Linked DNA regions of Homo sapiens: region 2 is linked to region 1. Evidence: read pairs that join two places in POLR2A ChIA-PET (ENCODE). Cell type or tissue: PC-3. All regions are shown on one strand. Each heading gives the region's core, and the rest is flanking DNA. Links, peaks and the distances in the headings are about the cores only.

Region 1 (7,666 bases), core at 1,776-5,775:
CCTGGGTTCACGCCATTCTCCTGCCTCAGCCTCCCGAGTAGCTGGGACTACAGGCGCCCACCACCATGCCAGCTAATTTTTTGTATTTTTAGTAGAGACGGGGTTTCACCTTGTTAGCCAGGATGGTCTCGATCTCCTGACTTCGTGATCTGCCTTCCTTGGCCTCCCAAAATGCTGGGATTACAGGTGTGAGCCACCACGCCCGGCCCAGGTGTTGGGTTTTTTTTTTTTTTTTGAGACAGTGTCTTAACCATGTTGCCCAGGCTAATCCGGAACTCCTGGACTCAAGCCATCTTCCTGCCTCGGTTTTCGAAAGTGCTAGGTTTGCAGGTATGAGACACTGTGCCCAGCCTGTTTGAGATAGGATCTCGCCCTGTTGCCCAGGCTAGCATGCAGCGGTGTGATCAGAGCTCATTGCAACCTTGAACTCCTGGACTCAAACGATCCTCCTACAACAGCCTCTTGAGTAGCTAGGACTGTAGGTGCACACCACTATGCCCAACTAATTTTTTTTTTCTTTTTTGTAGAGACTGGGTCTCGGCTGGGCGCAGTGGCTCACGCCTGTAATCCCAGTACTTTGGGAGGCAGGTGGATCACGAGGTCAGGAGATCGAGACCATCCTGGCTAACATGGTGAAACCCCTCTCTACTAAAAATACAAAAAATTAGCTTGGCGTGGTGGCATGTGCCTGTAGTCCCGGCTACTTGGGCGGCTGAGGCAGGAGAATCACTTGAACCAGGGAGGCAGAGGTTGCAGTGAGCCAAAATCATGCCATTGCACTCCAGCCTGGGCGACAGAGCAAGACTTTGTCTCAAAAACAAAAAACAAAAAAAAAGAGAGACTGGGTCTCTCTGTGTTGCTGAGGTTGGTCTCAAATTCCTGGCTTCAAGTAATCCTCCTACCTCAGCCTCCCAAAGTGCTGGAATTACAGGCCTGAACCTCGGCGCCCAGCCTGGATTGTTTTTGTTTTGTTTTATTCTTGTCTGGTTTTTATGTGTGTTATCCCCTTGTATGAGGACCTGCAGCCATGCCATATCCTGAAATGCTTGGCAACAGAAACTGACCTACATGGTCTTCACATTTGGTTGATAAAAATCAACTGGTGAAATCCCAAATACATCCCTTGTAAGTTAGAATTAGTTGGAGGAAAAGCTTCCAGTGGGCCCCATCGGGCTCCTCTTCTGCTGGCACTTTCTCCTCCTGGGCACAAGGCTCCCTGTGCTTGGCCATCTGGATTCTAAACCTGAGAAACCTTTCTCAGAACCCCTGGCAGCTGTGGACTCTACTCAGCACTCTATCAGTTGTCTGCGTTCAGGTAGAGAGACGCAAAGGAAGAGTGTTGTGGAAAGCTCCGGAAGAGTCTGGTTTTGACTGGCGTCTCTGTCCTCTCACTTAGGTCGCTGAGATTACGGGTGTTGTGGAAACTGCCAAAGTTTACCAACTAGGTGGCACCAGAACAAACAAAGGGCTGCAACTACGGTAGGAGGCACTTCTGGGGTAGCTTCTGCTTCCACTTCAAACAGGCACTGGCTTTGGGGGCTGCTGTTCTCTCTGTGTGATGTTCCTTGTTACCATGAACGCTATGTATGCAATCCCCACAAGGTACACTTGGAGGGAGACTTGTATTCCATCTTTGTCTATAGGGAAGGTAGGATATTCTCTCCTCTAGAGGGAACCAAATATATGAAGGGGTAGGACACAGAGAAAGGAAATGTGTGGTTATGAGAGACCCTCCCAGAGCCTCGCTGGCATTTCCTTGGCAAGCATGTCCAAGAGGCTTGCTTCTGGTTCTGGCTCTATGTCATAACCTCATCTGTGACAAGAAAGATCATTTTTATGGACTTCATTTCCTCTTCAGTAAAATGAAAGTGTCATTCACTCAGCAAATATTTACCGAATGTACAGTGTGCCAGGCACTGCTCTAGGTGCCATCATAGTGCACTGCAGCTTGGAACTCCTGGGCTCAGGTGATCCTCCCACCTCAGTCTCCTGAGGAGCTGTGACCACAGGCATGTAACCCTGTCCCAGGCTCTGTTGCATATTGTTGATGTTGACTGTAATGGATTTTATTGTAAATTGACTTTTGAAGCACTGACCAAGCCCATTTGGTTTCCAGTGCTAGCTTTGGGATCTCAATCTTGGCAGCTCATTAAAACAGCCTGGGATGATTTTATAGGGTAGCTAGGATTGAGAACCACTGCAATAGGTATATATAGGTGGTACATAGTCTGGTAAGGTTGCTTTGCTTGTACTACAGTCAACATGCACATTTCTTGGAGATGCTGTCTCTCTTTTATGTAGGCATGGCAATGACCAACGCGTGTTCCGTTTAGAGTTTGTCTCAAACCAAGAATTCACCGAAAGTGAGTTTATGAAGTGGAAAGAAGCGGTACGTGGCTAGAGATTACCTAGCAGTTGTTCGTGCACGTTGAGAAAATATCTTTCCAAAATCCCTTACTAATAATCTCGTATCGTGTTTTTGATCCAGATGTTCTCTGCTGGCATGCAGTTGCCCACTCTAGATGAAATCAATAAAAAGGAATTATCTATTAAAGAAGCTCTTAATTATAAATTCAATGATCAGGACATTGAAGAGGTAAGAAAACTGGTGCCCCAGAACCCGGAGGTTCATCAAGAACCAGTGTTGAGAGAACATGATTCTCTTTTATTTCCCTATATCTTGACATTTTTAGCTATGCATGAAAATGAGGGAATACTAATATTACTACCTGATTATTTATAGTTCATCAAGCTTTTTTCTATACATTCTCATGTCCGGATGAGGCTAACATAGACTGAAGTGTATTCAGAGTTCAGATGAGACAACAAATGAGGCTACATACACTAAAGTGTATTTAGGGTTCAGGGGTCTGTATTCTGCTAGGCTTGATCCTTCAAGAGTTTTCCTTTTCTAAAACATCTTGGTAAAATTATTTGATCTCTGTTCTCTTGGACAGTGGCTAGCCTTACACTACCAGGCCCTTGGGCTGCTGTTTCTTGGTGCATGTTCCTTCAGCCTGTCCCAGAAGAATCTCCGTGACCCAGGAAGCAGCATAGTATCCCTTGGAATGAACCCGCTCTCTCTCTCTCTGGGGCATGACACTGCTGTAGGAAGAGCAGCCCCTTTGTAACTAGCTGTTTGCATCCAAAATGGGCTCACTTAGCCTGTCTACAAAAATAGCTTAGGAATACCTCACTGCTGGTATCTCCTCTCTGGTACAGATTGTAAAAGAGAAAGAAAGGTTCAGAAAAGCTCCACCCAACTACGCTATGAAGAAGACTCAGCTACTGAAGGAAAAGGTAAGGAGTTGTACTCGAGCCTCTTTCCTCATCCTGTAAGGAGATGTGGAAATCAAACTTGTTCATCCTCTGCCAAGTTAGTGGTGGTAGGATTGGGAGAAAATTCTGGGCTCGATTATAAGCAACACAGTGTGTTCTTGGCACCTGGGCAACGTTCCTTGGCCATTTTCCATTCCCTAAATTCAAACTCATCTTCTGCGTGTGTGCCAGTCTTCTTACTTTCTAGTCACTTCAGTTTCCTTTGTAATAAAATAGACCCTGGGGTGGTATTTAACACTGAGTCTGAACAGACAGATGACACTGTCAAGGCCACCTGTGGCTGGTGATTTTCCATTCTTCACACTGGGTTGGGGTGGGCCTTGTTATGGTGGTTTAGCCACCCTGTGAGGCCTGGGGTTCTACTGCCACCAGGGACCCACAGCCAGGTAGCTGTATGGGAAGGTGTTCCCCACTGTACTGTGCACTACTATAATATAAATTATATCTTGTATTTGTAAAGTACTTCTACAGTATTCTTCCACATCTCCTGTCCTTTGCTCACCACATGAGATATCTTTGCCTGTGCTGGAAGTAAGGGGATACTTGATATGGAGTCAGTTGTATGTAGCCAAGAACGAACTCACACATCTCTCTATGTGTAGGCCATGGCTGAGGACCTGGGGGATCAGGACAAGGCCAAACAAATCCAAGATCAACTGAATGAGCTGGAGGAACGGGCAGAGGCCCTGGACCGCCAGCGGACCAAGAACATATCCGCTATCAGGTGTGTTATGGAGCCTATTTTTGGCCCGCAGACCTTGGCCAAAATTATCAGGCAAGCCTGTGGCCTGTACACTCTGTGCTGCACTGACCCCATAGATATCTGAGTTCAGGGCTCAGTGGTTCCCTCCCTCCCTTGTTTCACAGCCACTGACTCATCCCTCTTACCCCACAGTTACATCAACCAGCGGAACCGGGAGTGGAACATTGTAGAGTCTGAGAAGGCCCTTGTGGTAAGAAAACTTTATCTGAATCACTAAAACAAAGTTAATTAATAAACCATGACATCTTTTCTACATCTTGCCTAAGTTTATTTTTTAATTATTGAAATAACGTAGGCACTTAACGTATACACACTCTCTCTGTATGTCCACGTACATCGATATAATTTATTCATAATGAAAAGCAGCAGTCTTCTGCCCTGTCCTACCTCTTCCCACCCTTAGATTCTACTCCACAGGTATTTGTTTTTTCTCAATTTCTGTTTCTTGGTTGTTTCCCCCATATCTACTCTGGTATTCTTGAAGGGAAAAGGATAATATGCCGGGCGCGGTGTCTCACGCCTGTAATCCCAGCACTTTGGGAGGCCGAGGCGGGTGGATCACCTGGGGTCAGGAGTTTGAAACCAGCCTGGCCAGCATGACAAAACCCTGTCTCTCCTAAAAATACAAAAATGAGCCGGACATGGTGGTGCACGCCTGTAATCCCAGCTACTTGGGAGGCTGAGGCACGAGAATCACTTGAACCTGGGATGTGGAGATTGCAGTGAGCTGTCGTGCCACTGCACTTTAGCCTGGGCAAGAGAGCGAGAATCCATTTAAAAAATAAAAAAAATTAGCCGGGCATGGTGGCTCACGCCTGTAATCCCAGCACTTTGGGAGGCTGAGGTGGGTGGATCACCTGAGGTCAGGAGTTTGAGAGCAGCCTGGCCAACATGGCGAAACCCTGTCTCTACTAAAAATACAAAAATTAGCTGGGTTTGGTGGCTTGCACCTATAGTCCCAGCTGCTGGAGAGGCTGAGGCAGGAGAATCACTTGAACCTGAGAGGCAGCAGATGCAATGAGCTGAGATTGCGTCACTGCACTTCAGCCTAGGCGACAGGGCGAGACTCCATCTCAAAAAAAATTAAAAAAAAAAAAAAAGGAAAAGGATAATAGCTTTTTTTTTTTTCAGTCCCGTGCAAAGACTTATTTGCCTGTGAGCTTATGGTGAATGAGAGGAGGGGCTGGAGGTGCAGTTCTGTGGTGCATGCTTTCTGTTTCAGGCTGAAAGTCACAACATGAAAAACCAACAGATGGATCCCTTTACTCGGCGGCAGTGCAAGCCTACCATCGTTTCTAATGTGAGTGCTGAAAGAGGACATTTTAGTCAGGACCTAGATTCTAGGACACAAAATGAATTCCATTAGGAAATTAATAATGAAGTTAAAAATAATGTTTTCTTAGCTGGGATTTGCTTGTCTGAAGCTCTTGGGTCTGGATACTTCCTTTTTTATCTTGCTATAGGACATATCGGTAGTGAAAACGTGGCATGGATTTATAAAAACCTAGTGACTGATCCTCCTGTATCAGGGTGGGTTTACAGTGCAGCAGACATTAGTAATGTGTCCCTTAGCTAGGGCCTGGCTGGGCTGGGCTTGGCTTTCAAGCTTGTAATTGCCTTTTTTTTTTTTTTTTTTGCTGCTTTGAGGAAAACCCCACTAGCTGCTGATGGGTCGGCTGTGGTGCTTGTGATGTTAGTTTGGTAGGTGGGAAAGAATCTGGCAGTAGGACTCTGTGAGTGTCAAGCAATCTCTAAAACAACTTATTTTCTCTCTCAGTCCAGAGACCCAGCTGTTCAAGCTGCCATCTTGGCCCAGCTGAATGCAAAATACGGTTCTGGAGTGTTACCAGATGCTCCAAAGGAAATGAGCAAGGCAAGTGTGGTACCACCCTGTTGCCTGCTGAGTGAGGCTGCTGGCTGAGATACCGAACAAGTACCTTGTCTAGTTTGGGCTTGATTTTTCCACCTTGAGGAACAGGGAGTCCCTCTTGGAGTCCCTTCTCCATCCCAGTTATTTACAGATATAATCAACAGACAACCTTAATTCCAAACCTGACACCACTACTTGCCTAGGGCCTTGACTATGTCCTTCAGCAGCTGGCTTCCAGCCCTCAGCATCCCCTTTTCTGCTGTGTAAAATGAGGGTACTACTGTATACCCTGCCAGCTTCACAGGAGGAGAGATAACATACAAAGATCAGACATTGTAAAAGTGAAAGCTTGTTGAAAATGGCACATTTAAAAGCAGTTTTCTTGCTGGGCGCAGTGGCTCATGCCTGTAATCCCAGCACTTTGGGAGGCGGAGGTGGGCGGATCACCTGAGGTCAGGAGTTCGAGACCAGCCTGGCCAACATGGTAGAACCCCGTCTCTACTAAAAATAGAAAAAAAATAGCTGGGCATGGTGGCGGGTTCCGATAACTCCAGCTACTGAGGAGGCTGAGGCAGGAAAATCGCGTGAACCTGGGAGGGGGAGGTTGCAGTGAGCCAAGATTGCACCGTTGTACTCCAGCCTAGGTGACAAGAGTGAGACTCCCACCTCAAAAAAAAAAAAAAAAAGCAGTTTTCTGTCCAAGTTAAGTCTTTTCCTGTTGTAGTCTAACTGGTCTCAGGATTTCTGAAATCTTAGGTCAGGAAGTGACCCGTTGCTTAAGCCCACCCTTTCTACACTCATACCACAGACACAAGCCTGCCCTCTTCTCTGTGCTTGTAGCCTTCAGGAGAGAAAGCTCTTTGTCTGTGGCCTCCCTCTGAGAGAAGGAATCAGAAAGGGGCCTTAGTAGGAAAATCTAATGAACTCAAATAAGAGCTTCGTACCGTTAGTGGCTGCTGCTGCTTGAAATCCACTTGCATTTATGCTCTTACCATTAGCTTTCCTCTTCACATTCCAGGGTCAAGGCAAAGATAAAGATTTGAATTCTAAGTCAGCCAGTGACCTCTCAGAAGATCTGTTCAAAGTACACGATTTTGATGTGAAGATTGACTTACAAGTTCCCAGCTCAGGTATGTGAGGGTGGGGCGGGTGGTGAGGGCTGAGAACCAGATGGATCCATGGTTTTCTGGGGCAACAAGGAAGCCCACTTTTAGGGAAGAAAGGGGAATGCTGGCTCATCAGCATCCACAGGCCAGGCCAAGACAGGCTGTGGGTATGGTGAGAGGGAACAGGGCCACAGTCAGGAGGCTGCCTGCAGGAGTGTAGCACAGGACTAAGAGGACTTTGTGGGACCTCAGCTGCCAACTTGCTCTTCTTTCCCACAGAGTCAAAGGCTTTAGCCATCACCTCCAAGGCTCCGCCAGCCAAGGATGGGGCTCCAAGGAGATCTCTGAACTTGGAAGACTACAAAAAACGACGAGGGCTTATTTGAGCACACCCAGCCTGCTGCTTCTGACCCTGCATGCCCCATCGCAGCGTCCCACCTTTCCTCCTTTCCTTTGATTTAGCCTCTTTGGGCTGGAGCAGCTGTTGAACTGGGAAGAGACTCTAAACTGCCAGTCATCTGTAATATAAACCATTTGCTGTATAGACCTCCTTTGTCTGCACACCATCTCCCACCAGCCTCCCCTCCC
Region 2 (5,687 bases), core at 1,688-5,687, 200 kb before region 1:
CCAGCACTTTGGGAGGCCGAGGTGAGCGGATCACGAGGTCAGGAGATCGAGACCATCCTGTCTAACATGCTGAAACCCCATCTCTACTAAAAATACAAAAAATTAGCCTAGCCGGGCACGGTGGCAGGCGCCTGTAATCCTAGCTACGCAGGAGGCTGAGGCAGGAGAACGGCGTGAACCCGGGAGGCAGAGCTTGCAGTGAGCTGAGATCGTGCCACTGCCCTCCAGCCTGGGCAACAGAGTGAGACTCCGTCTCAAAAAAAAAAAAAAAAAAGGAAAAAAAATTTAACTTTTAGGTTCAGGGCTACATATGCAGGTTAGTTATGTAGGTAAACTCTTGTCATGGGGGTTTGATGTACAGATTATTTCGCCACCCATGTACTAAGCCTAGTACCCAGTAGTTATTTTTTCTGTTTCTCTCTCACCTCCTACTCCACCCTCTGGTAGGCCCCAGTGTCTGTGGTTCCCCTTTTTGTGTCTATGTGTTCTCATCAAAATACAGTATTATAATCTTATAGCACCACCATTATATATGCAGTCGGTCATTAACCAAAACATTATTATGCAGTGCATGACTGTATTTGAGGGCATCAAAGGAAAAGGAGGATGGTGATAGCTTTATTTTTAATCTTAGTAAAGAGTCCCTCTGATTCCCAAGGCCCTTGTAATTCCTGGCTCTTGGTCTTCCAGGTGCTACGCATGATGGTCGGAGTAAATATCTCAGATGAGCAGCTGGGCAGCATCGCAGACAGGACCATTCAGGAGGCTGATCAGGATGGGGACAGTGCCATATCTTTCACAGAATTTGTTAAGGTTGGTCACTTACTTCTTGTTTGAAAAAGTTACGTTTTAGTGGCTGGGCGCGGTGGCTTACGCCTGTAATCCCAGCACTTTAGGAGGCCAAGGTGGGCGGATCACGAGGTCAGGAGTTCAAGACCAGCCTGGCTAACATGGTGAAACCTCATCTGTACTAAAAATACAAAAATTAGCCAGGCGTGGTGGCGCGTGCCTGTAATCCCAGCTACTTGGGAGGCTGAGGCAGGAGAATCGCTTGAACCCAGGAGGCCAAGGTTGCAGTGAGCCGAGACCACACCACTGCACTCCAGCCTGGCAACAGAGTGAGACTCTGCCTCCAAAAAAAAAAAAAAAAGTTACGTTTTACTGCACAGGAGGAAGGGGGGAAAACATTACTCAGATAAGAGCTTGGGAGTGTTGTAATCTTCATAACCTTTGTAACTGTTACTGGTTTTCTCCCCCAGGTTTTGGAGAAGGTGGATGTAGAACAGAAAATGAGCATCCGATTTCTTCACTAAAGGAGACCAAACTGTTCCTTGCGGTCTAGTATTTAAGAACTGGAACTTGAAAGTCCTCCTTCTACCAACTCCACCTCCACCCCCTCATTCCCCTTCTCCCAAAGTACTACTGCTGTTGCATGACAACCCCAAATATGTTCTGTCAACACAAACCTGCCTTTGGTGTATAAACAGGGCATTACAGAATGGTACACCCTATATATTTCTGTTCAGTATCCATTCACTAGTTCTTCATTTATAAATATCATCTTCCCCATTCTGCTGCTGAATGCCACACATCCATCCAGTCTGAGAAAGTGAGAGAGGCAATCATGCCAAGAACAAGCCAGCAAAGCTCTTTCACCAGATGTAGACTGTAGCCCTGCTGCCTTCCCTCCAGCGAGTCTGCCAGCATGCTTCTTCATCCTTTTTATATGTTCTTTGCTTCCTACTTCCCTGTCTTCCAACATACTGTTCACTTACTCTGGCAGTCTTTCTGCTTTTCATTAAGCCTCAAAATCTCCTCTGTTCTACTTGGCACCACAAGCTATGTCCTATATATGTATTTCTGACTTGGCAGGATAGTTCAGGGGTCTGGCAGTTTTTATTTACCTTCATTATTAAATGGGCCTCTGGGATGTTGCCTCTTCAGGAGCTTTTTGGTAATCAATACTTCTCTCAGAAGTATGAGACCATCCTCTGCACTCTGCTCTGTCATCAAAGGCTGCTGGGTGGAGATACCCTTTTTGAAAGGTGGCCTTGGTGAGAGGTATGGAGCCAAGTCTTCTAGGTTGCTTGCCCACATCACTCTATCTCTGGCCTCTGATTCTCAACTTTGTACCTGTGTGGCTCCTCTTGTTAGTGCAATGTTGACTGTTGAAAAAGCAGCAGTATGCTTACAGGTTTGCTTAGTTTGGGGACACCGTTACCACCAGAATGGCTGCTCTGACAATATGCCTAGGGACTTTCTCATGGCTTTTATTTAATAAGGAGGCTGGGCACCCTATAAAGCCTCATGCATTCACACCTTTGCAGCATGGTTTATGCCTCAGTGTTATGTGCACTGGAATGTTTTCCACTTCACATTTCCAAGTAGAAATATTAGTGTTACGGAAGTGCCTAATATCCCAGTCCAAATTTTTTTTTTTTTTTTTTTTTTTTTTTGAGACAGAGTCTTGCTCTGTCACCCAGGCTGGAGTGCAGTGGTGCGATCGCTCACTGCAACCTCAGCCTCCTGGATTTAAGTGATTCTCCTGCCTCAGCCTCCCAAGTAGCTGGGATTACAGGTGTGCACCACCATGCCCGGCTAATTTTTTGTATTTTTAGTGGAGACAGGGTTTCACCATGTTGGCCAGGCTGGTCTCGAACTCCTGACCTCGTGATCCGCCTGCCTCAGCCTCCCAAAGTGCTGGGATTACAGGTGTGAGCCACCACGCCTGGCCCCAGTCCAAAATATTTAAAGATTGTTTCCTTAGTGTCTTGAAGTTTTGCACAAAATTCTTTTTTTTGAGATGGAGTCTCACTCTGTCACCCAGGCTGGAGTGCAGTGGCGTGATCTTGGCTCACTGCAACCTCTGCCTCCTGGGTTCAAGCAATTCTCCCACCTCAGCCTCCCAAGTAGCTGGGATTACAGACGTGTGCCACCATACCTGGGTAATTTTTGCATTTTTAGTGGAGAGGGAGTTTCACCATGTTGGCCAGGTTGGTCTTGAACTCCTGACCTCAGGTGATCCTCCTGCCTCGGCCTCCCAAAGTGCTGGGATTACAGGCATGAGCCACCGTGCTCAGCCGCAAAATTCTTTATGAATTTTACACTTGGCAAATGTTAATGACGGAAGCCATAGTCTGCTCCTAATACATGTCCAAAGCATTGACTGTTGTGTCATTAGCTGCCTGGTTACATTAGCTCCCTGGCTTCTTGTTTAGACCACTGCTAATCCCTTAAAAACAAGAGGTCTGGCACTAGTAGCACAACCTAAGGTGGCATTACAGATCTTTGAGCGAGCCACAGCAACTTTTCTGCCAAGTCAGCTTAGTTTAGACTTCAGTGAATCAGGCTATTGCTATCCTAATGTATGTCTCTATGAGTGTATTTAGCCACACATCTGCCCTTGGTTGACTTTCTGACTCATTGCTTGCTTGCTTGTTTCCTTGCTTTGGAAAACTATTGAAGATTGCTAAAAAATACCACTGCAAAGTGATGGAAAAGGGTGGAGAACAGGGGAGTAGCCAGGCTGGATGGCTCAAATATAAATGAATGAGGAATTCTTTATGAAGTATCAGTCAGATTTTATGATTAAGTGATGTAATATAGGAATTATGTAAAAGGGAAGAATGTCTGATACTGATCTATTAGAGAGGTACTTTAGAGGCTTCTTGATTGGCATAAAGTTCCTAAGGTTATAGATTTTCCCCCCTTTTGGCTGTATAGCAAAGTGTTTTAATCCACGGTTGTGCCTTATTGTTCCATTAAAATTGTATCTTCGATCCATCAATAAATACTTGTGGTTGAAACAAAATAACTTTTGTCCATTTTACAAGAATTTTATGTAACTTAGTCCCTTCAAGTTTGAAATCACAGTGTCTCCCTTACTCAAGTTTATGTCTGTACGGTCAGCTGCAGTCTACTCTGCTGCTGCCTGGATATATGAAGTGGAAACATTCATCGAGGGGCCAGCACTTTTGGCTTCGACATGGTTTTGTCAGCCGTGGCCACTTCCCATTCATTCCAGCTAAGACGCAATTTCTATTCTTGACTCCCTGACTCCTTAAATGTAGAAAAAGCCTAAAAATCCAGTATATGTCCATTCCTTAAATTGCCCACCTCCTCATTCATGTGCAGCCTCAGCGGTGACATACTCTGGTTTTACATGGCTTTTTCTTTGCATTTCTTTTTTGAGATGGAGTCTCACTCTTGCCCAGGCTGGAGTGTAATGGCACAGTCTTGGCTCACTGCAACCTCCGCCTCCCAGGTTCAAGCAATTCTCCTGCCTCAGCCTCCTGAGTAGCTGGGATTACAGGCACGTGCCACCACACCTGGCTAATTTTTGTATTTTTGGTAGAGATTGGGGTTTCACCATGTTGGCCAGGCTGGTCTTGAACTCCTGACCTCAGCTGATCCACCCGCCTCAGCCTCCCAAAGTGCTGGGATTACAGCCACCGTGCCAGGCCAGGAATCTGCATTTCTAAGAATCCACCCAGATGACAGCCCTCTTGGTGTTTGGCAAGCACAGTGGACCTACACTGCCTACGCTGGGCCTCGCTTGTCATAACCCCGAAGAGGAGCCACCCCACGTATACCCTCCCTGCTGTCACGTGTCCGTGTGAAGAGACCACCAAACAGGCTTTGTGTGAACAACAAGCCTGTTTATTTCACCTGGGTGCAGGTGGGATGAGTCGGAAAAGAGAGTTCAGCAAAGGGTGGTGGATTATCATTAGTTCTTACAGGTTTTGGGATAGGCGGTGGAGTTAGGAGCAATGTTTTGTGGGCAGGGGGTGGATCTCACAAAGTACATTCTCAAGGGTGGGGAGAATTACAAAGAACCTTCTTAAGGGTGGGGAGATTACAAAGTACATTGATCAGTTAGGGTGGGGCAGAAACAAATCACAATGGTGAATGTCATCAGTTAAGGCTATTTTCACTTCTTTGTGGATCTTCAGTTGCTTCAGGCCATCTGGATGTATACGTGCAGGTCACAGGGGATATGATGGCTTAGCTTGGGCTCAGAGGCCTGACACCTGCCCCTCTGGGAAATGATGCAGAAGAAAGGATGCCCTACAGTTGGGTGTAGCAAACAACAAAACTGCCAGTTACAGCAGGTTTCCTCTATGCAGGAGGGCCTTCAGAAAAGTGACGAATCCTTCTCTCCTGTATTGACCAAAGCTGTAAACAGCCGGACAACGTTTGGGCCCTTTAAGAGTCAAAGACAGAGACAAACTGGAAGCATTAAATTTTTTCCCTAGGTGTTGTGCTACCCCTGGATTAAAAGCCTGGGCGCGGTGGCTCATGCCTGTAATCCCAGCACTTCGGGAGACCGAGGCGGGTGGATCACCTGAGGTCAGGAGTTCGACACCAGTCTGGCCAACGTAGTGAAATCTCGTCTCTACTAAAAATACAAAAATTAGCTGGGTGTGGTGGCATGCGCCTGTAGTCCCAGCTACTTGAGGGGCTGAGGCAGGAGAATCGTTTAAACCCGGGAGGCGGAGGTTGCAGTGAGTCAAGATCGCGCCACTGCACTCCAGCTTGGGCGACAGTGAGAGACTCTGTCTCAAAAAACAAAACAAAACAAAAACCCTCGGGCCTGAGAATGAAATTATTAGTACTACAGTTTAACCTAACAGTGGCTTAAAATAGTCACGCGGCCTAGCCACACTATCTTACCACGTGGTACAGCT

Evidence for each region. Peaks named below come from ENCODE experiments on the same cell type or tissue, not always from the same donor. Only the 100,000 strongest peaks of a DNase experiment are listed, where the experiment ranks them.
Region 2: POLR2A ChIA-PET joins it to region 1 with 6 read pairs; 2 of 35 experiments call an interaction of 5 or more read pairs at or near these places.

What each region holds. Positions count from the first base shown.
Region 1 is chr15:41,473,224-41,480,889 of GRCh38, forward strand. RTF1 (RTF1 homolog, Paf1/RNA polymerase II complex component) reads left to right here. Exons shown (of 18, transcript NM_015138.5): 9 at 1,397-1,479; 10 at 2,302-2,389; 11 at 2,489-2,596; 12 at 3,223-3,300; 13 at 3,942-4,063; 14 at 4,235-4,292; 15 at 5,325-5,402; 16 at 5,880-5,975; 17 at 6,991-7,102; 18 at 7,358-7,666. The coding sequence ends at 7,464. It overlaps LOC105370790 (a long non-coding RNA gene), which reads right to left. Exons shown (of 3, transcript XR_932169.3): 3 at 6,204-6,268. Among named protein-coding and RNA genes, the nearest start is that of ITPKA, 17 kb to the right of the region's middle. In PC-3, for the core only: no CTCF peak of the experiment used is centred there; DNase peaks (open chromatin) are centred at 1,888 and 4,238; H3K27ac peaks cover 1,530 bases.
Region 2 is chr15:41,278,077-41,283,763 of GRCh38, forward strand. CHP1 (calcineurin like EF-hand protein 1) reads left to right here. Exons shown (of 7, transcript NM_007236.5): 6 at 691-813; 7 at 1,260-3,811. The coding sequence ends at 1,313. OIP5-AS1 (OIP5 antisense RNA 1) reads left to right here and starts at 4,621. Exons shown (of 5, transcript NR_152821.1): 1 at 4,621-4,642. RefSeq lists an enhancer at 4,809-5,550. In PC-3, for the core only: no CTCF peak of the experiment used is centred there; a DNase peak (open chromatin) is centred at 3,385; H3K27ac peaks cover 1,572 bases.